Linked DNA regions of Mus musculus: region 2 is linked to region 1. Evidence: chromatin loops called from intact Hi-C (ENCODE). Cell type or tissue: gastrocnemius. All regions are shown on one strand. Links, peaks and the distances in the headings refer to the core of each region. The heading gives the core; the rest is flanking DNA. Region 1 overlaps Xiap (X-linked inhibitor of apoptosis). Region 2 has its middle 15 kb from the start of Xiap.

Region 1 (15,860 bases), core at 5,662-10,661:
AAAAAAAAAAAAAAATGTTTGCTTTTGCTTTTTTTAAGACAGAGTTTCTTTGTACAGCCTTGGCTGTCCTAGAACTCACAGAAATCCACTTGCCTCTGCCTCCTGAGGGCTGGGATTAAAGCCTTGCACCACCACCATCCAGCTGGTGGCTAATGTCTTCAATCCCAGAATTTAGAAGGCAGAGACAAGTGGATCTTTGTGAGGTAGAGGCCTGCTTGCTTTACATACTGAGTTTCAGGCCAGCCAGGCTTACACAATGAGACCTTGTTTTAAAAGGGATTTTTTAAGAGTTTTTTTTTAAATGTGTATATGTGTCAGTGAGTCTGTTTGTGTGTGCTGCATGTGCACAGGTAGCCAAAGAGATCAGAAGAGGATGCTGCTTCCTGGAGCTGGAGTTGCAAGTTGTTGTGAGCCACCTCATGTTGGTGCTAGAAACCAAACTTGGGTCCTCTAGGAACAGTTAACTATCTCTCCAGTCCCAGAGTCATTTGATTTCAATAAGGAGGAGCCTATGGAAGGCCTATATAGTTCATCCACCTCAGAAAAGATTGAGACTAGAAGTGGAAGGATATTGTTTTCCTTATGTTCCAACCTACACCACAAAACCAGCTTGTGGAAACAACGAATTTCTTTCTCTGATCTTCAGTGCACCTCCTTTAATCTTCATTCCTTGAATGTGGCAGTGGGGGAAGAGGGAAGCAGAGCAAATTTATCTTAAACAGATATCCCAAAAGACGTAGTGCATATGAAGAACCGTAGTGATGCTGATGCGGCTAACGGAGATACTGTGCTTGTCCAACATACACAAGAGCACTGATCTCCCGTCCCAGCACATCAGGCTGGAAGATTCTCAATAAATGCCTTCAGTCCTCTTCAAACTTCCATTTCTAAGACTGGGCATAGCAGGGTGCACTTGTACTGCCAGTTACCTACCTGGGAGCCTGAGTGGGCAGAATCAGCATGACCTACATAGGCAACATAGTGAAACCTTGTCTGAAAACAAAACAAATCTTCCCACTTTTCAGTTCTTCCAACAGCCCAGCTTTGTGATTCTGACATGGATTGTTTCTCTGCAGCCAGAACTCTTGTCCTCCACTTCAGGGCTCCCTTCTCTGAACATTTAAGTCATAGCTTCCCCCACACCATTTGAAGTAGACAAACTTCCCTTTGCCCTTCAACACTCTATGACAGGAAGTCTAGAACACAGCCTGCTGGCACACAGTAGATGTTTTATGTTCATTTTGCAAAGAACGTGGCAGGGTGCATGCAATCCCTAGATTTTGGAGGCAGATGCAGTAAGATTGAGACACCCAGTCCAGCCTGGGCTACATAGTGAAGCCCTGCCCCACGTGATTCTCCATCTTCACTGTCTCCCCTAGGAGACAGACGTCTGAGTGTGTCTGTGAGAGTTCCCAAAGGCCTTAACAAAGGAGGGAAGACTTAGCCTGAGTGTGAGTGGCATCACCCCATGGACTGGGGTCTGGGGCTGAATAAAATCAGAAAGTAGACAGAGCCAAGTTGAGCACCAACATTCCCCCTCGTTTTAGTTAGGGTTTTACTTCTGTGAACAAACACCATGATGAAAGCAATTCTTCTAAGGGCAACATTTAATTAGGGCTGGCTTACAGGTTCAGAGGTTCAGTCCATTATCATCAAAGTGGGAACATGGCAGCATCCAGGCAGGCATGGTACAGGAGGAGCTGAGAGTTCTCTATCTTCATCTGAAGGCTGCTAGTGTAAGACTGGCTTCCAGGATGAGGGTCTTAAAGCCCATGCCTACAGTGACACACCTACTCAACAAGGCCACACCTCTTAATAGTGCCACTCCCTGGGTCAAGCATATACAAACCAGCACACCCTCTTATGTCCTGATAATGAAGGTAGTGTAGCAAGGCATCTATCTGCTCCTGAGACCACAGCTCCAGCCACTGTCACCAACACCCTGCTCTACCATGATGGACAATACCTTCAGTGATCTAGCAAAAGAAAATGTTACTAATATAGTTTCCCCAAAGAAAATAATTTTTTCCATGCTCAGCTTTTAGTTTCCTCATTCCATTGTTCATTCATGTGTTCATTCATTCTTTCATACGATGTCCATTCAACACATTATCTACATATGCACTGAGCTAAAAAGAACCTAGTGTCCAGTAACGACCTTCTAATGGTCTAGGTAATGTTCTCACCACTGGGAACACAGTGACTATAGGGTAACATGTGGCAACATCCTGACATCCAATGTTTGCCTTGTCAATGTAATAAAATAGTTTAAAGATAGAACTTAGTGTTTCAAACACATTAGGTAAACCCTTTGTTACTGACCTACTTACCCTCAGGACCCATTTCCAAACTCTCTTTTTGTTTGCTTGGAGACACAGTCTCAGCATGTCACCCAGTGTGGCCTCAAATTCCAGATCCTTCTGCGTTGAGTGCACCACCGATGCCTACCATGCCATTCCCCCCAAAACTGAAATTTAATCACCTAGACAGGCAGGGCTCAAATTAAACCAGGCAGATTAAGGACTCCGCACACCCATGTATCACCTATAATTTGTTTTTGTGCTTTGGTATCATATGGCCAGCCATGTCTTGCCATGCCAACAAACCAAAGCACCACCACCAACAAAAACAAAAAACCCTACAAAAACCCCAAACCTAAAACAAACAAAACAACAACAACAAAACAATCCAAGAGCCTGGATTTGGAAGCATACATGTCAGACAGCAAGGCAGCCAGTGTAGCTAATGCCTAAAGTTAGCTAGAAACAGCTTTCCTGCCTATAGGAACAGCTTGACTGGTGATTCACCATATGATTTGGTGAGTCATATAACCTCTATGTCTAGGGCTCCTCAGCCGAAAATTATATACATGGCACAGATATAATGAATAAGAGACACAATGACATGGTGTTACAAGAGTAGAAGTAAGGGTTCTTGGGTGGTCGAGATGGCTCAGCGGGTAAAGGCACTTACAGCCAAGTTTGACCACCTGAGGACAATCCCTGGGTCCCACTGGGTGGAAGTAGAGAACCGTCTCCCACAAGTTGTCCTCTCACCTCTGCATATATTCTGTGGTATGCATACCCACACCCATACATGTAGTGAAATTTTTGGTTTCTTTGAAAAACACAGAAAAATTATGGGAATGTGCTTTCGTTTTAATCAGGTGTGGGATATGGGACTACTTCCGACTGTCCACAGCAGCTGACTATGATTTGTCTCATGCTCCAGCAGGGGCGTGACTTTGCCAGCTGCAGATAGTTTCTGTGATTGTGGGACATTTGGAATTCTAGGGACTTTTCAGAGAGTATAAATGCTAGGTCCCTGAGAGGCAGGGCTGGTTGTTGTTAGTCATGGTTTGATGGTCACATGCAAAGACGAAACAACAAGAAGACATTTGGTATCCTGATAGTGAAGATTAAACATGTCCCAAGGAACTCTAGACCCCTATTCAGCAGGAAGGAGTCGATGGATAACGATGTTCCCTTCCCCACCATTGGCAGAGTGGAAGAAAGAAGCCACAAGTAGCAAAAGAATGGATACACATACACACATGAAAGAAGTGTAATAGAAGCAAAGGCTCTTGTGACTTGGCTCTACTTACCTGCAGGAATTTGGGTAAGTCAGCTAACTTCACTGTGGCTTTTTCACTATTTTCAGAATTACAAGGGGCAGTTCCTTTGAGAGGGAAGTTATGAAGTGGGTAAAGTGAATTTGAAAATTCATCTTAGTGATGTACCAAGAAACCCTTTGAGAACATAAATTATCATGCCCAAATATGTTTTACATGCTTTTATAGTCACATGTTAGAAAACTGATCTGTCTCCAAATTTTTATGTGAGGGTCACTACTGGTTTGTTGTTCTTGTTGTAATGTTGGGGACTGAACCCAGGACTAGACAAAGTGCTCTACCACTAAACTACACCCCCACCTCCCTATTTGAAGGTCAATTGAATGGCATGGTTTGAGAACATAATTTTTCTGATTCTACACAGCAACAATTTCTCCAACATCCCCTGAGCCATTACATATATTCTTCTGATTTAAGCACAACACTTGATGATGTAGAGTGGAAGGGAATGAGAAAATAGATGGAAAGCATTTTGAGAGCTATGAAAATGGCCATAAATGCATTTCATCATCTTACATCCCTGATTAATCAGACACTGGTCCTCAACTGTTTCATTTTGTGTGAAACTAACCTGTAATTAGTTCACACACTCTAATTAGATGAATGATTCTTCAGGCGCACAGAGGGTTTAGTCCTTTTAAATATCTTTCATGTACATTTTGTCACATGTTCTTCATAATCCCAGAGGGAAGAAGAAACAGGAATGGCTACCCTTATGAATTATTTTTTGTTATGCTCATTTCATTTAGTGGAAAGTATTGGTTTATAACTATTGTTAGCACTTGCTTTTTCCATTCTTACAGCTCACATAAAATGTAACATCTGAAAAGTTTGTAACAGAAAGCTAAGAATTACAGTAGAGTATATTCATCTTAATAATCAAATAAAATGTTGAAAGAAAAACAGGTTTTTCCAGATCTGTTAGGACATTCTCTTAATGATTAACGTAAACATTTGTTAATTTTTTACAAAGAAAGAGCCATGATCCATGTTTGAATATTCAATGAAACATAATTTTAGAAATTATTTCCTTACTTCAGAAGATTAACTTAAAAAAAAAAAGGTTAACTTTATGGGGTGGGGGCAGAGTCTGTTGTTTTAATAGTAGTTCTGAATATCAGTTGGTGTTCACAAAAAACACTTCTGCGTCCTCTCTCTCTCTCTCTCTCTCTCTCTCTCTCTTTCTCTCTCTCTCTCTCTCTCTCTCTCCCCTCAGGACAATCATTACTGATTTGCCAGAAGCAGAACCTAATTTCTGGCAAAATAAATTCCAGTATTTAATGAGAAAATACATTTTTGATGCCTTAGTCAAGAATGCAAATCTCCTTATATAATAAACTAGGGGAATTAAAAAGAAATCCCTAGTACCTTGTAATGGAATAAAGCTAAAGAAACAGCAGGTGCTCGTGTACACACAGAAATGAATATACAATGAAAGTTTATTTTTAAATGTGCATCACTAATTTTCCATGTAGAACACATATTTGTGGGGTTAGGAATATAACAGTGATAGAGAACTTCCCTAGTATAAGTGACTCTCTAGGTTTCATCCTTCTAAATATACGTATACATGTTGACAGTAAATTAACGCTATTGAACTAATTAAGATTTTGAAAGCCAGACATTATGGTGCATGTGTGTCTGCAATATGAGCAGGCCAACTTGAGCTACGTTGGAAATTAGGTTTTGAAAGAGACCTCTGTTTCAATACACAGTGTCCTATTTAATTATATCCTAGGTTTTCTTCAATTTAAATTCTTCTGGGGAAAAACAATAATGAAAATCTAATTCTCCTGGGTTCTTATTTATTTATTTGAAACCAGTATTCCTCCAATATAAAACAGAAGATTAAAGTTAACAAGTATAGGCCCATGCAAAATATTTTCTTTGCTATTCTCATTAATTATGATCCATTATATTGTTTTGGGAATCTCATACAAAGACTGAAAATACTAAATAAACTGTCACCTAGCCTTATACCTATTGAGACTGTTATTTTGGTTACAATATAGATGGACATGTATTGTTTCAAACGATAGATACTCTCATCATCGAAAGACTGAGTCCTCTATTTTTTTTTTTTTTGTGTCACACTTTAAAAATTTCCGAACTGAAGAAGAATCAGAACTCTTAATTATTATGAATTAGAAAGGCCAACTCCTTCCAATTCTGAAATTCTTTCCTTTCAAATTAACGGCTCACATTTTGTCGTAGTAGTGTTGGCTCTGTAGAAATGCGGATCCGGTCTGCACAGTCCCATCCGGTTGCTGTCATCTACCAGCACGTACAGCTCAGCTTTCAAATCTTTAACCTTCATTGCTTGATTAAAGGGTAGTTTTTTAAAATCTTATGTATGGGTGTGTGCAGTATTCTTGTACAGGCACACATATGTGATCTAGTGTGCACGTGGAAGTCAGAGTTAAATAGGCAGGGGTCATTTCTACTCTGCCTTGTGGGTTCTGAGACTCAAACTTGTCATTGGGCTTGTTGGTACCTTTTCCCTGCTGAACTATCATGCTAGCCTTTGATCAGAGTAGTTTAAGGTCAGTGAGCATTGGGGATCATCCTGGTGTCACTGAAAAGCTCACATGGATACTCTAAGGAGGAAGGCATGCTCTGAAAGGGAGCTGGAAATAGTGGTTCATACCTAGACTCAGCCAAGTTTAAATCCAGCTGGAGCTAGAGATTAAGGCCCTATTTTAAATATATTGTGGATGTGTTGTGAAAAGGCTTGTTTGTTTTTTGATAATGGCAATGATTTTGACAGTGATTATACTGTCAAAGATTAACCAGGCCTGACACAGATAGCCTGAAATCAGTTTTTCTTTTTGAAAACAGGGTCTCGTGTATCCTCAGTTGGCCTTGAACTTGTGTCTTTCCCTTCTACATGCTGCATTTACAGGCATGTGCCATCATCCCTGGCTGGAATATAATTCATTTAAGGACCTGTATTGTGGATTATTAGAAGGGACAGAGCAACAGTCACTTGAAACTGCTCCTTGTAAATTTCTGTCCAGGGGAGCCTATATCATACCAGACTGCTCACATATTTTGAAACTCTGGCCAGTATGTACCCTAACTCACAAAAATCCCTTTGCTGCCTGCCTCAATGGGGCAGTGCTTCATAGACTCCTTATTCCTCCCCTGCTGGCACTTTGTTTTTACAAAGTGGCTGTACGATCTTTGAACACAGACAGGCTACTCTGAGAGGAGAGTGGTGTCAACTATTCATTTTCCCCCTGGTGTTGGCGGTTAAATCTAGGTTCTCATGTATGTCACTGTTGTCAGCAGCAGGTACTCTGCCACTGAACCACACTTTTAGCCCAAATTTAATGTATCTTTAAAAAGATTCATTCCCTTTTTATTTCATTTCATTTTTTGAACAGGGTGGCAGCAGGTTTCTCTATGTAACCCTGGCTATCTTAGAATTCAGAGATCTGCCTGCCTCTGCCTCCTGAGTACTGGGATTAAAGTCATGGACATACCACCTGGCTGATATGTGCAGTGTATCACAGAATGGGGTATGTGCCTGTGTGTGGTCCAGGAGGTAAGGGTACCTGGTGGCACACGCCTTTAATCCCAGCACTCCGAAGGCAGAGGCAGGCGGATTTCTGAGATAGAGGACAGCCAGGGCTATACAGAGAAACCCTGTCCCCTGTCTCGGAAAACCAATAATAATAATAATAATAAAATGAATAAAAATAAAAAATTAAGTCTTGGATTTGATTCTCAATGCTTCATATACCGGGTAGTCACAGCACTAAGGAAGTAGAGGAGAGAGGATCAGAAGAAATCCAAGGCCGCCCTTATCCATACGGAATTTAAGGCCAGTAGCCTGGGTTGATACATGAGATCCTCTCAACAAAACAAATCAAATACAAAGAAGATAACATTTTAAAGAATAGTGCTTTATTGAATAAGTCTTATTCACAGAAAAATAAGCTTTAATCTACAACAAATGACAGATTATAGAGCAGAAAGCAATTCCATAAAGGAGTTTCCATAAACGAGTCATAAAATTATATTCACAAATATAGTACAACACATGACAAAAGAATTGGTCTTTTTTTTTTTCAGGTAAAGTATAACAAAAATGCCAAAACAGAAATTACACGAAAGCCATTATTACATCAAAATGCAAATTTGTTGGTAAGTATAGACAGTGATAAAATATACTTACAGAGTAATCTTAAATGCTCATTAATAATACATAAGCACATAGTAAATGCCAAACAGCTGTACTCACATCTGCAAATTTCAGCCTCCAAAAGAGAACTTTACCACTCAAGCATTACTGTCATATTGTTTAATTTGAAAGTATCAGCAACCGTCTTACTGTAGAAACTACAAAGCACCACTTACTGTGCCCTGATAAGAGTGTAATAGAATGAAGAGTTGACAAACACCTGAGACTTCCAGTAAGGAATCTATCACTAATCAGCTATATAGCTTCGGGCCAATCACCTTTCCTTTAAGTTGCCTCAACAATAAAATGAAGGTGGTGGTGGTAGTGTGAATAAGTGACTTTCTAAGGTCATTTCTAGCTCTGATAGTCAGTGATTTTATTATATAAGGAAGAAATCTACATTGCACTAAATGTTTCAGAGCCAAACTAAAATATTAAGATGGTAATAAGTTGACTGTTTCTATTGGAAAAAATTCGACTGAATTTAGTAAGAATACTTTCTCTAATTTTTGAAAAGGTAATTTAAATATTTTTAAAGGGTTGAACTATTTATTACAATTTATAGCTTTGTTACAAGAAGCATCCAGAGAAACAAATAATAGTGAGTAAAAGTTAACATAAAGAGTTTCATTTAAGCTTTAAAGATTACTTTTATTTTATGTGTACTTGTGTATGACTGTGTATGTATACACACATGCATGCACCCCTGAAGGCCAAAAGAGGGCACCAGAGCTACATGTGTCTTTGTCCATGTGGGTGCTGGGAACTGAACCTAAGTCCTCTGAAAAAGCAGCAAGTACTCTTAACTGAGTAATAGTTCTGGGCCTCTTTTAAGCTTTAGTCTAAGATCTTCCATCAAGACAAAGCCATGGAGGATTCTAAGTTGTAGGATGAGAGTTAACACTTAAGAGTATATAAGATGTTCTTGTGTTAACACTCTTGGTCTTCTCTCTTTTGTGTATGTGTCTGGGTGTAAGTGGTTACCTGCCATGTTACATGTGTGGAGGCAGCAGATAACTTGTGGATGTTGGTGGGCTCTCACCTTCCCACTTTGTTTACCATGGTGCCTCTTCATTAATACATAAGCCATTAACTGACCATGAGCTTTGGGGCATTCTCCTAGCTACTTCCTGTTTCATGTAGGCATTCTGGGATTACAGGTGCTTGGGCTAGTGCGCTCAGCTTTTTGTTTGTTTTGTTTTCTTTTATGAATAAGACAGGGTTCCCTGTCCTGGAACTCACTCTGTAGATCAGGCTGGCTTCAAACCCAGATATGTCTACCCCTGCCTCCCAAATGCTGGGATTAAAGGAGTGCACTAACCATGACCTGGCTGCTTTTATGCCCGTTCTGGGGATCTGAATTCAGGTTGTCAAGCCTATTTTTGACTAGTTCTTTCCTTCACTGATGGCTACCTTTTTAAAAAGAGAAGATGTGACTAAAATGTGAAGTATTTCTCTACCCACTTTCTTGCTTCTCTCATAGCAGTGACAGACAGGCTACTCCATCTCTCCTCTTCCTTTATCCAGTATCTGGGGACTCAGAAGTCCAGGAAGACTTAGGTCTAATGGGAACAATGCATGCAGCTAAGGTTGCAGTGGCACTTTCCATTCAGAGAGCTCAAAATATAAATCTTACTAAAATAAAAAACAGAGCAACACACTGTGACTAACAAGACAACAAACTGTCCTACCCCAGCGAATCACATTGTAGTCACTCCACTCACCTCACCTCTACCCCTAACTACAGGAAGAGGCAAAAGTCTAGGAGGAAAGACAATACTTTAATAAATGCTAAACACTCACACACATCTTGATCAACACAGTAAATAACAAATGAAAGTAACTATTACAAAATAACTTCAAAATTCACATGACTAATATGTAGTAAAACGGGTGGTTACTTCAAAATTCTAGAATGAACTTTATACAGCAAAAGACCATCAGCACGCAGACACTGAACTCTCTCAGGGGTGGTGATTCAGAGCCGGTTATTCTGTGACCTTCCGAGTGACCATTTTTTACACAACCATACTGGAAAGGATCCAGTACCTTTTTTTTTTTAGTGTGATTTCAGACCAGCTCTGCTAAGTCTCCAATAATTTGATTAGAGTTGGAGTGCTGTGATTTTAAGAACCCGAAGCAACAGCATTTTCTAAACAATTCCTAAAATAAACTTGTTAGCCACATCAGCTCCATGAATTCAATTTCGCAACTCATGAAGACAAGAAAAGAGGTCTTGCTTAACTCTCAGCACACAGGTTTTAAAAGAGTTTTAATGAACTGAGGCTCTGAGAACAAGAAAAGTGTTATTTGAAAACATTCAGTCCTTGAGTCCTAGGCTAAGGACTAGATTAAACAAACTACCTATATGACTTGTACCTGAAGTGCCTTGGAAACAATTTTTAAAACTATTCCCTGGCAGAATGCTTGAAATATAAATTGAAATTGAAATCTTAGTCAACTTAGATCAAATGTAACCTAATGATCATATAACTAAATCTAAGCAGAAGGCAGTATACAGAACTAAGGATTTTCATGAAGAAGACAGAGAGAGAGAGAGAGAGAGAGACAGTCAGTTACTTAATTCTGTTGGTTTCTATTTAAATTTGCAATTAAAATAACATCACTTACCATAGTAGTCAACAGAGGTTAGGAGAACCTAACAATACTCTTTCTCTTAGAAAATACAACAAAAAGTCTAAATTGTAACAGTTTCACTCTCAAACTGTTCTCTGTAGTAAAATAGACCAGTCTTTACAAGAGGTCTCTCATGATAATTACTTAAGGTAAATCCCGTGTTCTATGAAGCACTTTAGCTTTTGATTGTATTCATATTGACTTATACAAGTTGTTAAAAATATTCAAACAACCACTCTTCTCAGTATGTTACAATTTCCAAGGTTTTAAGGATCTTCAGAAAATATTTTTAAAGTATCCACTACCATTACTAGTCATGAAAACAAACAAACATAAAACAATCAAAGACTGAACATTTTGTACTATATACATCTTAACCATCCTAACATCGAAACCTACATGAAACTTGTAGGACACAGAATGACACTGAGAAAGAATCTCAACACGGAGAGCCAACACTAAAACTACAAGCCATATACACCAGGCGTCTACATTTACCTACGTAAGCGGACAGATGGTTACAATACTGGGTTAACAAAGATCTTTTAGTAAAGTGACTTAGGCAGGCTTCAACTAGCAAGGATTAAGGGTGAATCCTTACTAATTAATTGGAAGATCTGAGACATATTTTATATTTCATTTTACAAAATCAGAAATAGTTATTTTGAAACAAGATAAAAAGACATGATCTACCTGTCAGAAAACTACCACTCAGAAATATTTTTCATCCACAAAGCAGGTAAAATAAAAACATTTAAAGTTCACATTGGCACCAGAAAAGTTAACTGGCCTGCCTTCCTGGATTAGAAAAACTAAAACTGAGCGATAAGTAGTTTTGCAGACGTTTGAACATGCCTAAGCCTTTAAATCAGCAACATATTTACTAAGAACTCTGATTATAAAAGTAATACATACTTATAAAACCTTTAAACAGAAAAAAATGAAAAAATAAAGTGAAGGGCTCTATAAGCCCCTCTAAGACCCACCCCCCACCCCCTGAAGAAAAAATACATTTAAGAGTGTGATACTTATATTTTCAAACCTTTTTGTCCTGTACAGATACAAAATACACACAAGCTGATTTGGCTCCAACTAGATACAGTGTTTTGCCATTTGTATTTTACACTTAACTATATCTGTGTTGCCTTTCCATGTCAGTACATGCTGGTTAGATGGTAGTCTACCATTCAATATCTTTTAGGAGATGACGAAATCACTTAAAAATACTCATATAAGTACATTTATAACTCCAATAAATTCCAAGTAAATGGGCAGAATCCTAAAACACAGAAGTGAGCATCTAAAACAATCTTTATCCTCCCAGCAGCGTGGGGCAGTTCTTTCCGTGTTTACAATAAGCCAATTAAAGTCATTGGGCAGATTCCATCACATCTCCATGCTTATACAGAACACTCCATTTGTTAAGCTTATGCAAAAGGCATGAAACATGCAGGTGATGAATTCACTTACATATAGAAATCAAGTCAGTGTACTACCAATATACATGTGAAAAGCTATAAAATGCTTCTCTGTCTAAGGTTTCAATCGAGTAAAACACTGGCTAAATGATACAGCTGATAACTCGAAAGATCCAGAAATTGAATGTTTAGACGGAAACAGTGCTGTTAGCATTGGTCTCCATTTGGAAACAGCAGATGCTAATGGAATGCAATGCAGATTACTTAAAGTTCGCTCCCATCACACATTCAATTAGAGCAAGAAGAACATAACATGTGGTGCCCCACTAAGACATAAAAATTTTTTGCTTGAACGTAATGACGGTGTAGCACATGGGACATTTGTCAACTGCTTCTGCACACTGTTTACAAGTGACCAGATGTCCACAAGGAACAAAAACGATAGCAATATTTCTATCCATACAGATTTTGCAAAGCTTCTCCTCTTGTAGGCGCCTTAGCTGCTCTTCAGTACTAATGTCTGTGTAAAAAGAAAAACAACATATACTAATTTTTGGTTTTGTTGTTTAAATTCGTTGAAACATTGAACCCCCTCCTGTGTCCCAGACACTCAAGTCCTGGGAGACACGAAAATGACTCAGACATAGCAGCAATTCTTAAGTAGCTTGTGTGCTAGTGGGAGAGGCTGTGAGATACAGCCAGAGAGGGTAAGAACAAAGTAGAACATACTATAATCAAGTTACATACAGAGTGCTCTGGGGCAAAATGAACAAGTTCTTCTGTCTGGGTGGCTAGGGAAGGCATCGTGATAAGCAGGACTGCAGTGGTGTGGCAACAAATGACCAGGCAGAAAAAGCAAAGATGAGGGAACTGTACAAACATGTTGAAAGGCATGGGTAATTCCAGGAAGGGGTCTATTTGAAGGCTGCTTCTACTGTGGGACAGGTAGGATTTAGTGCTTCGATGTGAGGGCTGAAGAGAGAAAGCGCAGGTAAAGTTAGTTGGGTTTGTCAGGGTTAAGGAGGCAGTGAGAACTATTGGAAATAGAGAAGAAGGTAAAGGCTTTACAGTTGCAAGTACATTTAAGATGTTGGCAGGCTATCCACACAAAAACATTTGGGTGTAATTAGAGGATACTGAAGTAGCTGCATAGCTGAACCTTTGCCAAAACAGATTTTGTGAAATGCTAACAAATATGCCACAAAACTATGATTTGTAGTCATATATGATAACAGCAACAATAATCAACAGTAATAGAACATAAATATTATATGCTGGGCATTATTCCAAATAAATTACATATTTTAACTATATTTGTAATCACTGTACACTAATGGTTTATAAATCTGGCTTCAAATGAGAATTGGAAGGTTTTTCCCCCTTTGGGATGTGTGTGTGTGTGTGTGTGTGTGGGGGGGGGTGGTTAGCATCCTGAAAATTCAGGATACTGTATACCATTCATTGTGCCACATACCTACCTCTTGTGGCATTTTCACAAACAAGTTTTCTTTCCTTCTAAAAAATAATTTATTACATGTATTTATATTTGTGTGAGCGCATACACTGTGGCACATGTGACAAAGTGAAGAGGTCAACTTTCAGGAGTTGGTTCTCTTTGTCCACCATACAGTTCCCAGGTTTCTAGTCCTCAAGTTAGATCTTCAGGCTTGGAAGCAAGCACCTTACCCACTGATCAACTGCACTAGCTCTGCTAGGTTTTTCTAACTTCTAGGACGAGTCACATGAAACTATTTCACTGGATGTATCCCATTATGGGAACACAATGCATTTCCCTATTAAACTTTGTATATATCCTTTTCAAAACAAAACAAAACAAATTCTGGGTCTTATTATTTAGCCGTGGCCTGTCTCTGCCTCCTGAATCCTGAGATTAAAGGTGTGTGCCCCATGGCTGCCATCACTCCTTTTCATGGCATTTATGTCCTGGAGGGAACATTATTTCCAAAACGTGTTTAGAAATCAAGTTTAATCTTGTTCTTCCTTAGCAAGCACTTATTGAACACTTACTTGAGCATTTGGTATAAAATAAATAGTACATACATACACTTTAGGCACCCAATATTCACAGAAAAATTGGGAACATAAGTAAACAGAAAATCACGATATGCTAAACAGTGACAATGATATTAAACGAAGGTGAAAAAAATGACTGAAGCATGCTGCAAGAGACAGAGCACAGCATATAAGCGCGTAAGTCAAAACTGGTAATTGAATATGAAGGAAACCAGACCAGATACAGAAGGTCGGCAAGAGTTGACCCTTAAAGATGTGACAAATCATGGAAGAACTGAGACTTGATTCTGAGGGTTCTGAGAGCTGCTGAGGAGTTTTGAATCAGAGAGAGAGAGGTACTGCCATATTTGAGCTCTCTGGGTATGAAAAGGACAAAAAGGATTGTTCTAGTCTCTTCTTAAGAAACAGCCTTCAGGGCTGGCGAGATGGCTCAGTGGGTAAGAGGTAACTGCTCTTCTGAAGGTCTTGAGTTCAAATCCCAGCAACCACATGGTGGCTCACAACCATCTGTAATGAGATCTGACACCATCTTCTGGTGTGTCTGAAGACAACTACAGTGTACTTATGTATAATAATTGACCAGAGCGAGCGGGGCCCACCTGAGTGAGCGGGGTTGACCAGAGCGAGCAGAGGTCTTAAAAATTCAGTTCCCAGCAACCACAAGAAGGCTCACAACCATCTGCACAGCTACAGTGTACTCACATAAATAAATCTTAAAAAAAAAGAAAAGAATCAGCCTTCAGGCTGGGTGTGGGGCTCACGCCTTTAACCCCAGCATTTGTGGGGTAGAAACAAGTGGATCACTTGAGTTTGAGATCCAGCCTGGTCTACATAGCAAATTCCAGGACAGCCAGGGCTATACAGAGCTGTCTCCAACCCCCACCCCACCCAGAGAAAGAAAAAAGGATAAAAGAAAAACTGTCTAGAAGTAGCTTATCTGCTGTAATTTTGGTTGTTCATTGAAATAAGAGAACCATAATACTAAGTTCAAAGAGTAAAAGTGTTTATTCTATGGGGATATTATAAAGGAAATGGATGGGCTACAAGGTGAATTTTCCTATAAAAACAAACAATGCATACCTTTCTGCAATGAAGTTTGACTTGACTCATCCTCCGTATTATCTTTCTGAGCACTCACAAGATCTGCAATCAGGACCTCAAGTGATAGATAGCTGCTCCCGGATGTTTGGATTTTTTCTTCCATTGTTTTCTTAATGTCCTTGAAGCTAAATCCCATTCGTATAGCTTCTTGCACCATAGGATTCTGGAAGATGGTATCATCTGAAATCAAAGTTGGGTGGAGAAAGAACATAGTAGAAGTATTTTCATTAACATAACTAAACAGTAAAATAGTTTAGGGATTTGAGACTATCATATTGATGATAAGTTCAACAGTAGAGTGTTTGCCTATTATATGTGTTGCTGTGCCTTTGATTTCCAAAGCTGAAAAGAAAAGTGCTCGTGCACACCTTTAATCCCAGCACTCAGGAGGCAGGGACAGGCAGATCTTTGAGTTCTAGGCCAGCCTAGTCTACAGAGAAAGTTCCAAGACATCCAGGAAACCCTATCTCGAGAAACCACAAAAAGAAGTATGCTAGAGAAAAATGATTTAACTTGGTTATTTATACCTGCTACCAAGTCCATTCCAAATAATATAACGTAGCTCTGCATTTCAAGCATATTTACAAATATTTGTAGTATCCTAGATGATGTTACAACATTAGGGAATAGGGACTCACCAGATACTCTAAATTAAAACATACTGCTTCAATTGAAAAAGGACATCTTAAAAGAAAAGAATAGACAAGAAAACAAAACAAAACAAAAAACTGAAAACCCACAAATGGAAACTCCAAAAGAACTAGTGTCTGCTCGGCAGTGGTGGTGCATGTCTTTAATCCTAGCACTTGTGAGTCAGAGGCAAGCGGATTTCTAAGTTCGAGGCCAGCCTGGT
Region 2 (15,860 bases), core at 5,228-10,227, 56 kb after region 1:
AGAAAAAAGAAAAGAACAGAAAAACCTGCGATTGGCCCTGTCTTAGTTAGGGTCTTACTGCTGTGGATAGACACCATGACCAAGGCAACTCTTATAAGGACAACATTCAGTTGGGGCTGGCTTACCATCAAGGCAGGAGCATAGCAGTGTCCAGACAGGCTTGGTGTAGGAGTTGCTGAGAGTTCTAAATCTTGTTTGGAAGACAAACAGGAGAAGACTGGCTTGCAGGTATCTAGGACGAGGGTCTTAAAGCCGACGCCCACAGTGACACACTTCCAACAAGGCCACACCTCCTAATAGTGCCACTCCCAGAGCCAAACATATTCAAACCACCACAGGTCCACTAAATGACTTGAGCAGAAATTTACTACCCTGCCACTCAGTAGGAAAAAAAATGGATGGCATACGGATTCATAGGAAATGAGGGAAAGATAAAAGATAAAATCAAGTGTAACCAAAAGCCTTTGCTATAAATAGGAGAAAGGACACGGCTTTGGAGACTAAAGGCAGAAGATAGAAAGAGAATTGATAGTAGTCACCAGACCAGTGGCAACAAAGTTTTATCTAAAGTAAAACTTACCTGCTGAGAGCACTCAGAATGGCTTAGCATCGAAACCTTTTTGCAAAACAATATATGATAAAGCCCAAATATAATAGATAGAAAGCAGAACTGCTTTGAGTGAAACCATGTGAGTGGAGTAAGCCCAGACTTTGCCCTTAGAACTGTTGTTCTGTGTCCTTTTACAGGAAGGGATACATACCTGCCAAGGGTCATGTTGGTATCAGTCAGAGGACCGCCTTTGTGAAGATCATTCATGTTAATCAGTTGGCATTTACTTTCCTGCCCTGTGGCTTCTTTCTTTCCTTTCCTTTCTTTTTTGATTTCTCCCTAGCTCTCTCGCTACCGCCCTTGTTTTCTCATTCTCTCTCTTTTCCATAGCAAGCTCTCATACTGTAGTCCAGACTGCTTTGGGACTCCTCCTGGGATTACTCCTGTTTCAGTTGTTTCCTGACTTTCTGGGACTATAGGTGTGGACCAATCACACCCAGTTGTCTCCTGACTTTTACTCTGATGTCTGCCTTGTTAACCTTTCCCACATTCTTTGTAACTGCAATTTCCTCTCTTTGTGTAGTCATAAAATGCCCTTATCTTGTGCTGACAAACCGCTGTCTCTCCCAAGCCCTCCCTTTCCTTCCCTGCCTTTATCTTCCAGGGAAGGGGTCATACAGTTTGGGGGTAGGGGAAAAGCTCCTAGAGTCATCTCAAACTAAGGGGAAAGTCCCTTATATTTTATATACTGGACCAGTCCTATGGCTATCCATATTCAATCTCTTCAGTGTTTAAAGAGCCAACACTATCAAAACAGACCCAAGGTCAGGGAATCGGCCCTGTGAGTCTGGATTCAGGGAAGGCAAAATCTACTGGAGTTACTGGATAAAAGATCCAGGAGGAAAGCTGACTTGTTGGGGGTCAATATGGACAATGGGATGTGTATTTAGATGGGAAGAATATGAACTAGAAGCCAAAGAGCTGATTGGGTTCATATCTTAAGTGTAAATAGTCTCAGTTAGTGTCTGCTAAGTGCTAACACTTAGACACTGTGGTCTAAGTGTTCTTTTTGTCTGTTACTTTTTTTTCCCCCATTTTAAAATGTTTACTTCTTTCGGTGATTGTGATTGTGTGTGCGTGTGGCATGTGAGGATGGGTGTTTGTGTGCAATGCTCTGGGTTTGGAGGTCAGAGAACAACTTTCAGGAGCTGATTCTCACCTTCCATCATCTTTTTTTTTAAAGATTTATTTATTTATTTATTATATGTGAGTACACTTTAGCAGTCTTCAGACACACCAGAAGAGGGCGTTGGATCCCATTACAGATGGTTGTGAGCCACCCTGTGGTTGCTGGGAATTGAACTCAGGACCTCTGGAAGAGCAGCCAGTGCTCTTAACTACTGAGCCATCACTCCAGTCCCCCCCCCCATCATCTTTTTCAAGAAAAGATGTATTTATTTATTTATTTATTTATTTATTATATGTATATGATTATACTTCGCTGTCTTTTTTTTTCTTTTGATTTTTTTGAAACACAGTTTCTCTGTGTAGCCCTGGAACTCACTTTTTAGACCAGGCTGGTCTCGAACTCAGAAATCCGCCTGCCTCTGCCTCCCTAGTGCTGGGATTAAAGGCGTACACCACCAAGCCTGGCCTGTTTGTTTTTTCAGATAGGGTTTCTCTGTGTAGCCCTGGCTGTCCTGGAACTCACACTGTAGACCCAGGCTAGCCTCAGAGATCTGCCTGCCTCTGCCTCCAGAGTGCCGGGAATTAAAGGTGTGTGCTGCCACCACCCGGCTTGGTCCTCAGAATTTTAAAAAGGGCTGAAGATATTACTCAGTGATAAGTGCTTATCTATCTCATGCAAGGACCTCTGCTCAATTCTTAGTACCTGGGGTGGAGATATGGAGAAAAACCGGACTGCACCAGAATCAACTAGAAAGGGCAGAGGAACTAAACTTCTCCCTAGAACACAGCCCAGAGTGACTGAATCTGAGTCATATCCTGGAATTAGTCCCATCAGTTTCCCAAAAGATCTTCCGGTGATTCTGACTCACGAGCAGGCTTCAGAAAAACTGGTCTATAGGTTAAAGTTCAAATCCTTTACAGAGCCATGTATGGATGCAGTTAGTTGTATCTGCCCCAATTTATATGTTGGATCCCTGTCTCCTAGAATTTAAGAATGTGACTACATTTAGAGACAGGGCCTGTGAAGATGTATCTAAATTAAAGTGTGGCTGTCATAGTGGAACCTAATAATACCTGATTGATGTCTTTATAATAGGAGAGGAGGCCATTAAAAGAAATATCAATGATGCACACACACAGTGACCATATGAATGCCTAGGAAAGAAGGTGACAAATGTGCACGCAAAGAACCAAGGCCTTAGAAGAAAGTGAACTTTTTCACTCCTTGACCTGAGACTTCATCCTTAGAAAACAACAACAATGACAACACGACTTCAAGTCTTCTGCCCTGATACCAAACAAGTTTTGTATCTGGTATTTTTTTGTTATGGAAACTCAAATGGACTAAGACAAAAATTTTGAGTCTGGCCCAAAGTAGTTCTCCCGAGCCTCTGCTGCTCTTTATATCCCCTCCCCCCACCCAGTTGTTTTAAATATTGAATCCTCAGGAAACTCCAACTGTCGGTCGCCAGGATTCTATTTAGTGAAATGGTATTAACAAATTACGCCTCTCATAGAGGTTACATGAAGAACAGATGTGGTCATCTATTGTTAAAATACTTTTCATGATATCTGTTAAAGAAAGGCTGTATCGTGATGGGTAATGATGACCCACTGCAACGGAATTTTGCAGCAGAGGAAGGAAGTTAGATTCAGCTTCAAACAGAGGAAGGAAGAATAGCCAAGGGAAAGGCTAGGATCAACAAATGGAAAACTGCCAAGAGGAAATGTCAAATCTAGAGGAGTTCTTGCTGGGGGCTGACCAGAGTGATGAGCACAGAGGGAGCGATTTGATCAGATACTGAGGGCAGTGGTTGCTAGAGACTCAAATTCTTAGTAAAACTGGACTAACTGGACTTAGGACACGATCCAGTGTCTGAGAGGAGGCAGACCCCAGTTTGATTAAGGACAGAGCCTTTGTCACTTTGTCATACAATTAACATAGTATGAGCACAGTAAAACACACAGTAAATGCCAGCAGCTCCATTTCTATGTGTTATTATGTTCTGACCTGAACTTAAATTCCGCTGCTTCATTTACCCAATTCTCGGTTGTCCTTCAAGAAGGGAAGTTTTAGCAAGTTGTGATGCTACATACCTATAATCTTAGCGCTTAGGAAACAGACACGGGAGTAACCAGAGTTCAGAGCCACAGCCCAGCTTAATAATGGCGCACACCTTTAAGCACAGCACTTAAGTGGCTGAGGCAGGTGGATCTCTGAGTTCAAGGCCAGTCTAGCTGAGTTCCAGGACAGCCAGAGTTACACAGTAAAACCCTGTCTTAAAGGAAAAACCAACCAACCAAACCCAGAACTTGCTATGGCTACATAGCAAGTTGGAGGCCGTCCTGGGCTACATGAGAGCCTTATTTTAAAAACTAAATTAATGCTGAAGTCTAATGTAGTCTGCTTGGATCTGCATCCAGGACCCCTTTTGTTGACTTCACCAGACAGACATCACTGCAGGAATGGGCTCTGGAGATGAGTGGAAGAGCACTTTAGAGGGAACCTAACTTAAGTGCATCCTGCAAGGGCTGGAGAGATGGCCAGAGGTCCTGAATACAATTCCTAGCAACCACATGGTGGTTCACAGCCATCTGTAATGGGATCTAATGCCCTCTTCTGGTGTGTCTGAAGAGAGCAACAGTGTACTCACATACATAAAAATAAATTAATTAATTGCAAAATTAAAAAAAAAAAGAACATCCTGCATGTTTGGCACTCTGATACGCTTGTGATCAGAACATAAATAAAAAGAATTCGAGGATACAATACAGCTTAATTGGTTGAATGCTTTTGCCAGCATCAGGTAAAGCAGGTATGGGCCACTGCGGCATTTCGGAGGTAGAGACAAGAAGATGAAGAGTTCAAGGTAAGCCTGGGCTATGTGAAGCCCTGTCTCATAAAACAGAGCCACAAAATAAAATAAAACAACTATGGCCAAAGTTCTCTCTTTCCATTCAGCTGGAGCTCAGAAGTTAAGAGCTTACTTACTCTTTTTTGTGGAGGACCTGAGTTTGGTTTGTAGAAATCACGTAGTGGCTCACGACCATCTCAACTCCAGTCCCAGGTGTTTTGACTGCCTGCCCTGGCCTCCATGGAATGCACATGATGCCCACGCATACACACAGACAAAACGCTCAGAAACATAAAAATGTGAAAAATGCTTTCCATGCAAGCCTGATGATTGGACTTCAATCCCTAATCTGATCCCATAGTACATAGAGAGAAGTGACTTCCAAAGTTTCCTCTGGCTTACACTCACTCACTCACTCACTCACTCACTACTAAGTCAATTTACTTTTTAAAAATTTTATCCTCTGACATCCCCCCACATACTTAAGTTAATTAAAAAAAAAGATTTATTTATTTATTTATTTATTTATGTGAGTACACTGTAGCTGTACAGATGGTTGTGAGCCTTCATGTGGTTGTTGGGAATTGAATTTTTTTTTTTAGGACATCTGCTCACTCCTGTCAATTCTGCTTGTTCAGTCTCTGACTGCTCTGGCCCAAAGATTTATTTATTATTATACATATAAGTACATTGTTGCTGTCTTCAGACACGCCAGAAGAGGGTGTTAGGTCTCATTATGGGTGGTTGTAGGCCACCATGTGGTTTCTGGGATTTGAACTCAGGACCTTTGGAAGAACAGTAAGTTCTCTTACCCGCTGAGCCATCTCACCAGCCCCCCCGCCTTTTTTTTTAAATTTAGAAACAAGGTGTCACTAGGTTGCCCTTGAACTTGCTATATATCCTTGGCTGGGTTCCACCTTTCTGGTTCAGTCTCCCAAGCAGTTGAGAGCATGGGTGTACATCACCAGACTTGGTAGGCTTATGGTGCAGTGATGTTTTCGGAATGCTTTTACAGCAACGAAAGCATCAAAAGCATGCCTAGATTTGTGCTTTGTTTTGTTGTATTTTATGTGTCCTTGGGACGGGCTGTGCTCTAACTTGTGATGCTGAAGCTTTGGCTTCCCAGGTCTTAGGATTGCAGGCCTGGAGCACTCTGCCTGGCTCATCACAAAGAATTTGAAATCGAAGTTGGCTTTAAGAAAATCACTATGACAGCATAATATAGTGAAAGGATTTGAGGGAATAAATGAAATGGAACTTAGGAAATGATTGCAGTAACCCTGGAAACAAGAAAGTTCCCAGCAGAGAGAGTAGCAGTGTTTCTAAAAGACATGCTTTCAAGCCGAGCTTGATGAAGCATACCTGTAATTCCAGCAGTCTGTTGCAAAAAGTGAGTGAGTTTGAGGCCAGCCTGGGCTACCTGGAAAGGCTCAGCTTTAAAAGCAAGTAAGCAAAAAGAACACAACTCAATTATAAAATGTAAAAAAAGAAAAAAATGTCTAAGCAGAAGTTTCTCAAAAGAAGATACAAAAGTGGCTAAAGGCACAGGTCTTGGGAAGCAGAGGTAAGAGGATCTCTGTGAGGTTGAAGTTAGCCATGGCTACATAGTGAGTTCTAGGATGTACAGGGCTACATAGCAAGACCCCGGCTCAAAACCACATCTAAAGGTATGTGGGGGGAAAAAGCCCTCCCCATCACTAATCATCAGGAAATAAATTCAGAGCCACAAGGAGATATCCCTTCAGACCCTTAAACATAATTGTTTTAAAAACTAGCAAGGGCTGGGGCTATGGTTTGCCTGAGAACTTGCTTGGCATGTCCAAGGCCCTGGAGTTAATCTCTCCACTTCATAAAGCTGGGCACACGGACACGTGCCAGCACTGCCAGCACTAGGGTAATGTAGGTAGGTATGAGAGTCTGGAGTTCAAGATCCTCAGCTACATAGTGAACTTGAGATTCACCAAAGATGAAAGAGAACCTGTCTCAAAAAAAAAAAAATCAAATTTAACGATGATGATCAGGATGCAGAGAAGAGAGAACCTTTGTGTGTAGTTGGTACAAATGTTGGTATAGATGTTAACTAGCACGGACATTATGGAAAACAATATGGAGACATGGTCACATGCCTGTAATGTCAGCATTTGGGAGGCTGAGGCAGAAGGATTGCTACAAGTGTAAGACTAGCCAGGGCTGCATAATCAGTTCCAGGTCAGCTTAATCTGAAGGATAAGACCATATCTAAAGAAAGAAGGGGCTGCCGAGATGGCTCAGTGGTTAAGAGCACCGACTGCTCTTCCGAAGGTCCGGAGTTCAAATCCCAGCAACCACATGATGGCTCTCAACCATCCGTAACAAAATCCGATGCCCTCTTCTGGAGTGTCTGAAGACAGCTACAGTTAGCCCAGAAACTTAGTATACCCGAGATATTAAGATACAATTTGCAAAACACATGAAACTGAAGAAGAACGAAGACCAAAGTGTGGGCACTTTGCCCCTTCTTAAAATTGGAAACAATCACCCATGGAAGGAGTTACAGAGACAAAGTTTGGAGCTGAGACAAAAGGATGGACCATCTAGAGACTGCCATATCCAGGGATCCATCCCATAATCGGCCTCCAAACGATGACACCATTGCATACACTAGCAAGATTTTGCTGAAAGGACCCTGATATAGCTGTCCCTTGTGAGACTATGCCGGGGCCTAGCAAACACAGAAGTGGATGCTCACAGTCAGCTATTGGATGGATCACAGGGCCCCCAATGGAGGAGCTAGAGAAAGTACCCAAGGAGCTAAAGAGATCTGCAACCCTATAGGTACAACAACATTATGAACTAACCAGTATCCCGGAGCTCTTGACTCTAGCTGCATATGTATCAGAAGATGGCCTAGTCGGCCATCACTGGAAAGAGGCTCATTGGACTTGCAAACTTTATATGCCCCAGTACAGGGGAATGCCAGGGCCAAAAAGTGGGAATGGGTGGGTAGGGGAGCTGGGGTGAGGGTATGGGGGACTTTTGGGATAGCATTAGAAATGTAATTGAGGAAAATACGTAATAAAAATATTAAAAATAAATAAATCTTTAAAGATGGGAGGTAATCTTTATAGAAAGAAAGAAAGAAAGAAAGAAAGAAAGAAAGAAAGAAGGAAGGAAAGAAGGAAAGAAAGAAAGAAAGCAGCCATATGAAAGTTCCTAACATGACAGGTATTGTGACTTTAACCCAGAAGCCAGATGTCGGAGTTCTGATCTACACAGTGACTTCCAGAACAGTCAGATCTATGCTGAGTTACACTGTTTCAAGAAAACAACAAAAGAGCTAGAGATATGGCTCAACAGTTAATAGCACCTACTGCTCTTCCGAAGGTCTTGAGTACAAATCCCAGCAACCACATGGTGGCTCACAACCACCTGTAATGAGATCTGATGCCCTCTTCTGGTGCATCTGAAGACAGCTACAGTATTTATAATAATAAATCTGAAAGAGAGAGAGAGAGAGAGAAAGAAAGAAAGAAAGAAAGAAAGAAAGAAAGAAAGAAAGAAAGGAAGGAAGCAAGCAACAAAAGTCTTGCAATGGTAATGCAGGCCTTTAATCCTATACTTGTGAGGTAGAGGAAAGCAGATCTCTGCGGTCAAGGCCAGCCCTGGTCTACAGAGTGAGTTCCAGGACAGCCAAGGTCACCCAGAGAAACCCTGTCTTGGGGGAAATAAAAGAAAGAAAAGGAAAAAAAAAGAAAAGTAAAGAAAGGAAACAAACAAGAAAAAGAAAGAAACAAGAAAAAGAACGTTCCTAAGATTAAGCTGACCTGGAACTGATTATGCACCCAGCTAAATGTATTTTTAACCGATATATAAATAAAAGCATAAAAATTGTGATCCAGCAATCATACTTCTGGGTTATCTGCATTCCATATTCACATTAACTGCAGAGGTATTCATAATAACTGAGAAACAGAAATAACCGGAGTGTCTATCAACTGCTGATTGGTTAAAAAAATGGGATTTTTGACAACATGAATGGAACTGGAGATAATTATACTAAGTGAAATAAGCTACACAGAGAAGACAGAATTGATTTCATACAAGTCGATAGAATGGTAGTTAACAGAGAGTGGAGAGAGTAAGGGATTGAGAGGGATATGAAAGGGTTAATTAATGGGTAATTAAGTTGCATTTGAATAGGAATAAGAACTTCTAGTGTGTCTGGTGACATGCCTTTAATTCCAGCACTGGATGCTAAAGTAAAAAGATCTTTGTGTGTTAGAGGGCGGCTGGAGCTACACAATGAGATCTTGTCTCAAAACAAAACAAATCAGGCTTTTGAAAAAAATCTCACTAAAAAAGTGAAACTGATAGAAGATATAGTTTATCATGATTTAAACACATAGACAATGTTTTTAACTATCACTTGATAACCAATAAGTATGCACAATTTTTATGCTTTTATATATCGGTTAAAAATACATTTAGCTGGGTGTTAGGATGTGCCAGTAGTCCTGACTCTCAGGAGGTTGAAGCAGGTGATTGTCTAGGTTCAGGAGTTCAAAGGCAATTTAGGTAACACAGCAATATCCAATTGCTGAGTGAAGGACTAAGGTTACTGGTCAGTGGGAGTGTCCTTGCCTAGCATGTGTGAAGGGCTAAGTTCAACCCCTAGTTCTATAAAACGTAAAGATATTTCTGTGTTCATTCTGTTGAAGCAGGGTCTTACCACGCAGCCTCGCAGGCAGCCTCAACTAGCCTAGTACTTGTGATATACACCAGCCTGGCCTCAAATCTTCAGTGATCCTCTTGCCTCACATACCTCTCAAGTGCCAAAATTACAGGGATGCTGCACTGTGCTATGCATGTTGGGATCCAGCTGTGGTCCTGCATCCTCTGTTTCCTCTTTCAGCTGGCAGGGTGTCCAGGCACTCCTGCACACCAGTCTGGAAGCATGAAGCAGAATACAGAACAGGTAGGGTCTGCAGGATCCTGGACAGGCTGGGCATGAGTGCAGGGGTATGTGTGGGTGGGGGGCTTCACCAAGGATTTTAACTCCCTTAGACAGTACTAGCTTGTGTAAGTACACTTTATCTGAGGTGACCAAGGGCTATATATAAACCTTGGAGAGTGGAAAGTAGTTTTCAGAGTAAGTGGCTTGAGTTTAAAGTGCCGTGAATGCTTCATTTGTATGGAGAGGCATTCCAGGAATCCCAAGTGCTTGCTGGGTGGGTTCTTATCAGGAAAGAGGAAGTTGAACTTGTACATTTGCCAAGGACTATATGACATTCCTCAGGTAGAAGAATGGGGGCCCCAGCTCCCCAGATTAGGCAGGGAAGTGGAAGCCCCACTAAGAAAAAGGAGTCCTCCATTTTGCACCAGGCTCAGAGGAGAGCCTGGACATGGTAGACTGCTACCTTTTTGTTTGTTTGTTTGATTGTTTTTTTTGTTTTGTTTTGGTTTTGGTTTTCCGAGACAGGGTTTCTCTGTGTAGCTCTGGCTGCCCTGGAACTCACTCTGTAGACTAGGCTGGCCTCGAACTCAGAAATCTGCCTGCCTCTGCCTCCGGAGTGCTGGGATCAAAGGCGTGTGCCACCATGCCTGGCGGTAGCCTGCTACCTTAAGTAGTGATGTGCAACACAGCACCACACTTGGGTTTTTGTTTCTTCTAAGATAAGGTCTCACGTAGCCCTGGGTGGCATCTAATTTGGATTAACATAGAATGAACCTGAACTCCTGATGATCCTTCTGCCTCTGTCTTCCAAGGGCTGGGATTACCAGGGCTTTACAGAGAAATCCTGTCTCAACCCCCCCCCCCCCCCCCGCAAAAAAAATCAATCACACACAGTAGAGCACAGTTGGACATGCTCATAATTCCAGCACTTGGGAGATATGCGAAGCAAGACGATCAGAAGAAGTTCAAGGTTCTCTTCAATACATAGGAAATTTGAAGATAGCCTGGGTTACATAAAACTACTTATAAAAAGCAAAAATAAGTTGAGCATGGTAGTACATGTCTTTAAGCCCAGCCTTTGGAGGCAGAATCAGGCAGAACTCTGAGGCCAGCTGGTCTATATAGTGATTTCAAGGACAGCAAGGGCTATATAATAGAAAAACCCTGTCTCAAAAACATTATAATCAGGGACTGGAGAGATGGTTCAGTGGTTAAGAGCACTGACTGCTTCCAGAGGTCCTGAGTTCAAATCCCAGCAACCACATGGTGGCTCACAGCAATCTGTAATGAGATCTGAAGCCCTCTTCTGGTGTGTCTGAAGACAGCTACAGTGTACTTATATACATAAATAAATATTTAAAAATATATAATTATAACCATCTTCATATTAAAACAATATCAATAATAGGAAGTTATATAAGTGATCTTTAATTCTAATTCTTTTTTCATTATATTTACCCCATTGGATTTCATCTTAATGTAATGTGATTTTATGCTTTATTAAAAAATGCATGGATTGACTTATTTCTTCCCCAAATTTAAATATTGAAAGTATAACTGCCACTGGGTGTTTGAATATAAGGACTTTGGGAAATAATTAGGTTTAAATGAGAGGTCTGAGAGTATGGGGAGGGTGTCACAATGGGATTGGCGCCCTTGTAAAAAGATCTGTGTCTGTGAGAATCCTTATGTGGGGACATGGGGATCAGAAGCCTACACATTTACATTGAAAGACTCCGAGAGGAGCCCCTCGCTCAGGCCTCAGGACAATAGCGGACACCCAAGAACTCATGATAGACCAAGCTTGATGTAAGCCACATGAGGCTTTATTCAGGGAAAACCAGAGCTCTGGGGACGACTCATAACCCACGCAGGGGTAGAGGAGTCGACCTCGAGGGGAAAGAGGTCCTAGTTTTTATAGGCCCTCAGGGGGGAAAGGAGAAGGGGGGGAGTAGGGGATTTCCAGCTCTAAACAATGTCTATTCTCAAGAAATGGGTATGGGAGGGGTACAAGGAAAGAGTCTGGTGCAGGTGTAGCAACTCAGGATTGGCCGGGCTGTGGTTGCTGGGGAGATTTTCCGACTCTTTCTCAGCAACTAATATCACAAACACCTGGCAGTGGGCTTCATCAGTGGGCACACACATGGATCAAGGAACGGTCAAAACATTGGCAGACACACGGGTTCAAGGAGTGGCCAGAGCATTGTGCACCTATATTTTTCTAAATCAGTGAAGCTAGTTCTGCTAACAGTGACATCTATCTTGCCAATTTCAGGGCTTCTGTGACCTTTTACATTCTGTCAGGATCTTTCAACATGACAGTGATTGTGCCCATATGCTTCTGTCCTATACCTTTAACCTCTACAGCCATGAGAAAATAACTGTCCCTTGATTCAATTACCCAGTCTGTAATATTTGGTTATGGCAACTAGAGTGAGGACAGTCTTCCTTTTTCTTTTCTTTTCTTTCCTTTTCTTTTCTTTTCTTTTCTTTTCTTTTCTTTCTTTCTTTCTTTTTTTCATTTGTTTGTTTGTTTGTTTGTTTTCCGAGACAGGGTTTCTGTATAGCCCTGGCTGTCCTGGAACTCACACTGTAGACCAGGCTGGTCTTGAACTCAGAAATCTGCCTGCCTCTGCCTCCCAAGTGCTGGGATTAAAGGAGTGTGCCACCACGCCCGGCTCTGGCTTTATTTTTCTTAAGATTTATTTATTTTATGTATGTGAGAACACTGTAGCTGTCTTCAGACACACCAAAAGAGGGTATCAGATCCCATTACAGATGGTTGTGAGCCACCATGTGATTGCTGGGATTTGAACTCAGGACCTCTGGAAGAGCAGCTCAGTGCTCTTAACTGCTGAGCCATCTCTCCAATCTGTGAGGGCAGATTTTTTTTTTTTTTTTACTGATCACATTTCTTTTTATTTTTCTTTTTTCTTTTTTTTTTTTTTTTTAGCAAAAATGAATATAAAATGATTCTTTAGAATACCATGGTGACACATACCTGGAATCTCAGTACTTGGGATGTGGACACAAGAGGATCAAGAGTCCAAGGTCACTGTCATTTACACTGTCAATACTAGCCTGGAATACATTAGGCCTCCTGACATAAGAGTACTTTATTAGCAAGCATAAGTTTTAGCTTTTAGACATTTTTTTCTTTGCGTAGGTATAAATGAGTACTATGTCATTAGAATGGGACAGACAGAATTCAGCATCAATCCTAGTTCTTGGTTTTTTATTTTTTAAATAGTGTGTGTGTGTGTGTGTGTGTGTGTGTGTGTGTTTTGGCGCACATGCGCTCGTGCACTGGTGGCCACAGAGGCCATAAAGGGGCACTGGGAGCTGGGGCAGTTGTGAATTGCCCCATGTGGGTACTGAGATATGAACTCTGGTCTTCTGAGAGACCAGGATGTGTTCTTAATTTTTGTTTTCAAGGCCGGGTCTTACTATGTAGCCCTGGGCTGTCCTGGAACTCAATCTATAGACCAGGCTGGCCTCAAACTCACAGAGACACATGCCTCTGTCTCCCAAGTGCTGAGATTAAAGTATGCGCCACTACACCCAGTTTCCAGTAAGTGCTCTTGACCACTGAACCATCTCCTCAGTCTTGGTTCTTGCTTTCTGATTATCAAAAATAGATTTATTTTTTATTATATGCACATGACTATACATATGCCTGAATGTATGTCTGTGGGCCACATGCATGTTTGTAATCTGTGGAGAGCAGAAGTGGGTCCCAACTGAAGTTACACATGGTGTGTATGTGTGCTGGAAATGGAACCTGAGTCCTCTGAAAGAGCAGCCAGTGTTCTTAACCACTGAGCCATCACTGCAAGTCCCACCTTTATCTCTATTTTTATAGACATAATATATCAAGAGTCCTGTTCAAACACATAGGAAAATGGGAATAATGTGTTGTAACAGCAATGCCACTTACTCATCTGAACTCTTCCTGAGACTTCTGGCAAAAAAAGAAAGCACAAAAGACACATAGTGACCTATTAGAAATGATATTTTGTAATCTATCTACTTAATTAGACTTTCCCTTAAATTTGGCAAAAACGAATGATTGGCATCCACTGGAACTGCAAACTATTTGTCACTCAATCTGTGGGGTTGTATGTGACTTACAGTTTCTAGGAGCTATACCAAGAGGCTTATTAAGGGACCAATAGTTGAGTTCCTCTATTGTCTCACTTGAAGATCGGTTCATTCCTTTGATATAGTCAGATAGTCCTGAAAAGAAGCTATTGATAATTTGAAGCAATCTTTACTGCTGTAGACTTTAACAGGAAATGCTCCTATCTTCCCTTGTGCTTTGAATATGCTTTCATTAATGCCTCGGAACTGCTCGCTTACATTCATTTATTTACACAAATATTATATAAATATATATAAATAAATGTAAATATATATTTATAAATATATATATATATAAATTATATAATCTCATTGGCAGAATCACTCCAACTGTTCAAAACAAATCCTGTCGATTGAGATTTGCATTTTTAAACAATCTGACTTTATTTTCAATTCAGATGAAAGCATATTAATATAGCCTTTGTAAACAACAACTACTAGCTCATTTATAAAGCCTATTTTCATTAAATTTTGCTCATTTTAAATTTAATTTTTAAAAAAATATTTATTGTTCATTTTATATGTTTGGGTGTTTGGCCTACATGTCTACACACTGTTTACATGCATGTCCTAAGGGGGTCAGAAGGAGACTGGGGTCCTCCGAAATAGAGTTACAGAAAGTTACTAACATGTGAGTGCCCGGAGTCAAATCTGGGTCCTTTGGAAGAGCAGCCAGGATTCTTAACACCTGAGCCATCTTTCTAGCTCTAAGATTAATTTTTTAAAGATATTTTCAGAGTCTCACTATGAAGCTCTGGCTGGCCTGTAATTTTTTTAAAGGTAGCTTTTTTACTTTCAAGTGGTTGCTGATTTTTTTTGGGGGGGGGGGTTTGGAGACAGGGTTTCTCTGTGTATCCCTGGCTGTCCTGGAACTCACTTTGGAGACCAGGCTGGCCTCGAACTCAGAAATTCGCCTGCCTCTGCCTCCCGAGTTCTGGGATTAAAGGCGTGCACCACCATGCCTGGCGCTGAATTTGTTTTTTAAAGATTTATTTATTATTGTATGTGAGTACCTCGTAGCTGTCCTCAGACACATCAGAAGAGAGTATCAGATCCCATTACCGATGGTTGTGAGCTGCCATGTGGTTGCTGGGAATTGAACTCAGGACCTCTGGACAGTCAGTGCTCTTAACCTTAGCTGAGCCATCTCTCCAGCCCAGCCTTACACTAACAGAGATTCACCGGCCTCTGCCTCTTATTTGCTGGGATTAAAGGCACGTGATCCATTCCTGGCCCTTTTAGATTTACTTTTGTTCACATGTATGTGCATGCACCCACAGAAAACAGAAGAGGGTTTCAGATCCCCTGGAGCTGGAGTTATAGGAGGTTGTGAGGCATGGGTGTTGTGAGCAAACTTTGTTCCTTTAGAATCTAGAAGAGCAGTAAGTGCTCTTAACTGCTTAGCCATTACCCCAGCTCCCTTCCCCACTTTGCCCCCCCTCTTTCATGTATGTACAAGTGCCATGTCTTGTGGAGGTCAGAGGACAGCTTTCTGGAGTCAGTTCTCTCCCACTCTGGGGCTCTGGGGGTGGATATCTGGTTGCCAAGTTTGGTGGCAGACACCTATATATGTCTGTGGTTCTCATTTCCGAATCCTAAGATACCCGAATTCTCTTTCCTTTCTTTTTCCCCCTGTCAGTAACAGAGAAAGACACAAGACTAGGACTCAGGGAGGCGCTCTTGCCATGGATCCTGTTTGTTCATTATCCCTTTGATGTGTTATTGTGAAACATTTTAAACGAATGGAGAAGTTGACAGGCTGGCCTTGAACTCTTGAGCCTCCTGGCTCGTGTTTGCAGATGCTGAGATGAAGGACTTTCGCCACCAGGCCTGACAGTATGTACACTTTAACATCGATATATGGATTTGCTCCTTTGTTTGGGTTGTCAGACGCTTTACATGTGATTCGAGTGTGATTTCTGAGGTTTAGCATGAGTCAACTGGTGGGGAAAGGATGCAGGCTCACTTGGGAAAAGAAGGAGGAGAAGGGAAACTGAATGGGGACATCACACCAGCACTGTTGAGGAAAGGGGGGCTGGGATATGGCTCCGTTGCTAGAGCACTGGCCTAGCATGTGCAGTGCACTGGGTTCTATGCCCAGTACCTCATACAATCATACACAGTGGCACCTGCTTGCCAAAGTCGTTCTCAAGGCCTAGTCCATGGCCAGCCTATGTTACACAAAGCTCCCCCA

The links. A loop is a pair of places that touch in the nucleus more often than their neighbours do. Peaks named below come from ENCODE experiments on the same cell type or tissue, not always from the same donor. Only the 100,000 strongest peaks of a DNase experiment are listed, where the experiment ranks them.
Region 2: a loop joins it to region 1, with 3 times the contacts of the local background. A loop is called at or near these places in 1 of 42 quality-filtered maps.

What each region holds. Positions count from the first base shown.
Region 1 is chrX:42,101,323-42,117,182 of GRCm38, reverse strand. Xiap (X-linked inhibitor of apoptosis) reads right to left here. Exons shown (of 8, transcript NM_009688.3): 7 at 14,987-15,187; 8 at 7,519-12,392. The coding sequence ends at 12,199. Among named protein-coding and RNA genes, the nearest start is that of Stag2, 41 kb to the left of the region's middle. In gastrocnemius, for the core only: a CTCF peak has its summit at 8,519 (motif pointing right); no DNase peak of the experiment used is centred there.
Region 2 is chrX:42,044,753-42,060,612 of GRCm38, reverse strand. It overlaps a transcript of Xiap not described here. Among named protein-coding and RNA genes, the nearest start is that of Xiap, 15 kb to the left of the region's middle. In gastrocnemius, for the core only: no CTCF peak of the experiment used is centred there; no DNase peak of the experiment used is centred there; H3K27ac peaks cover 1,008 bases.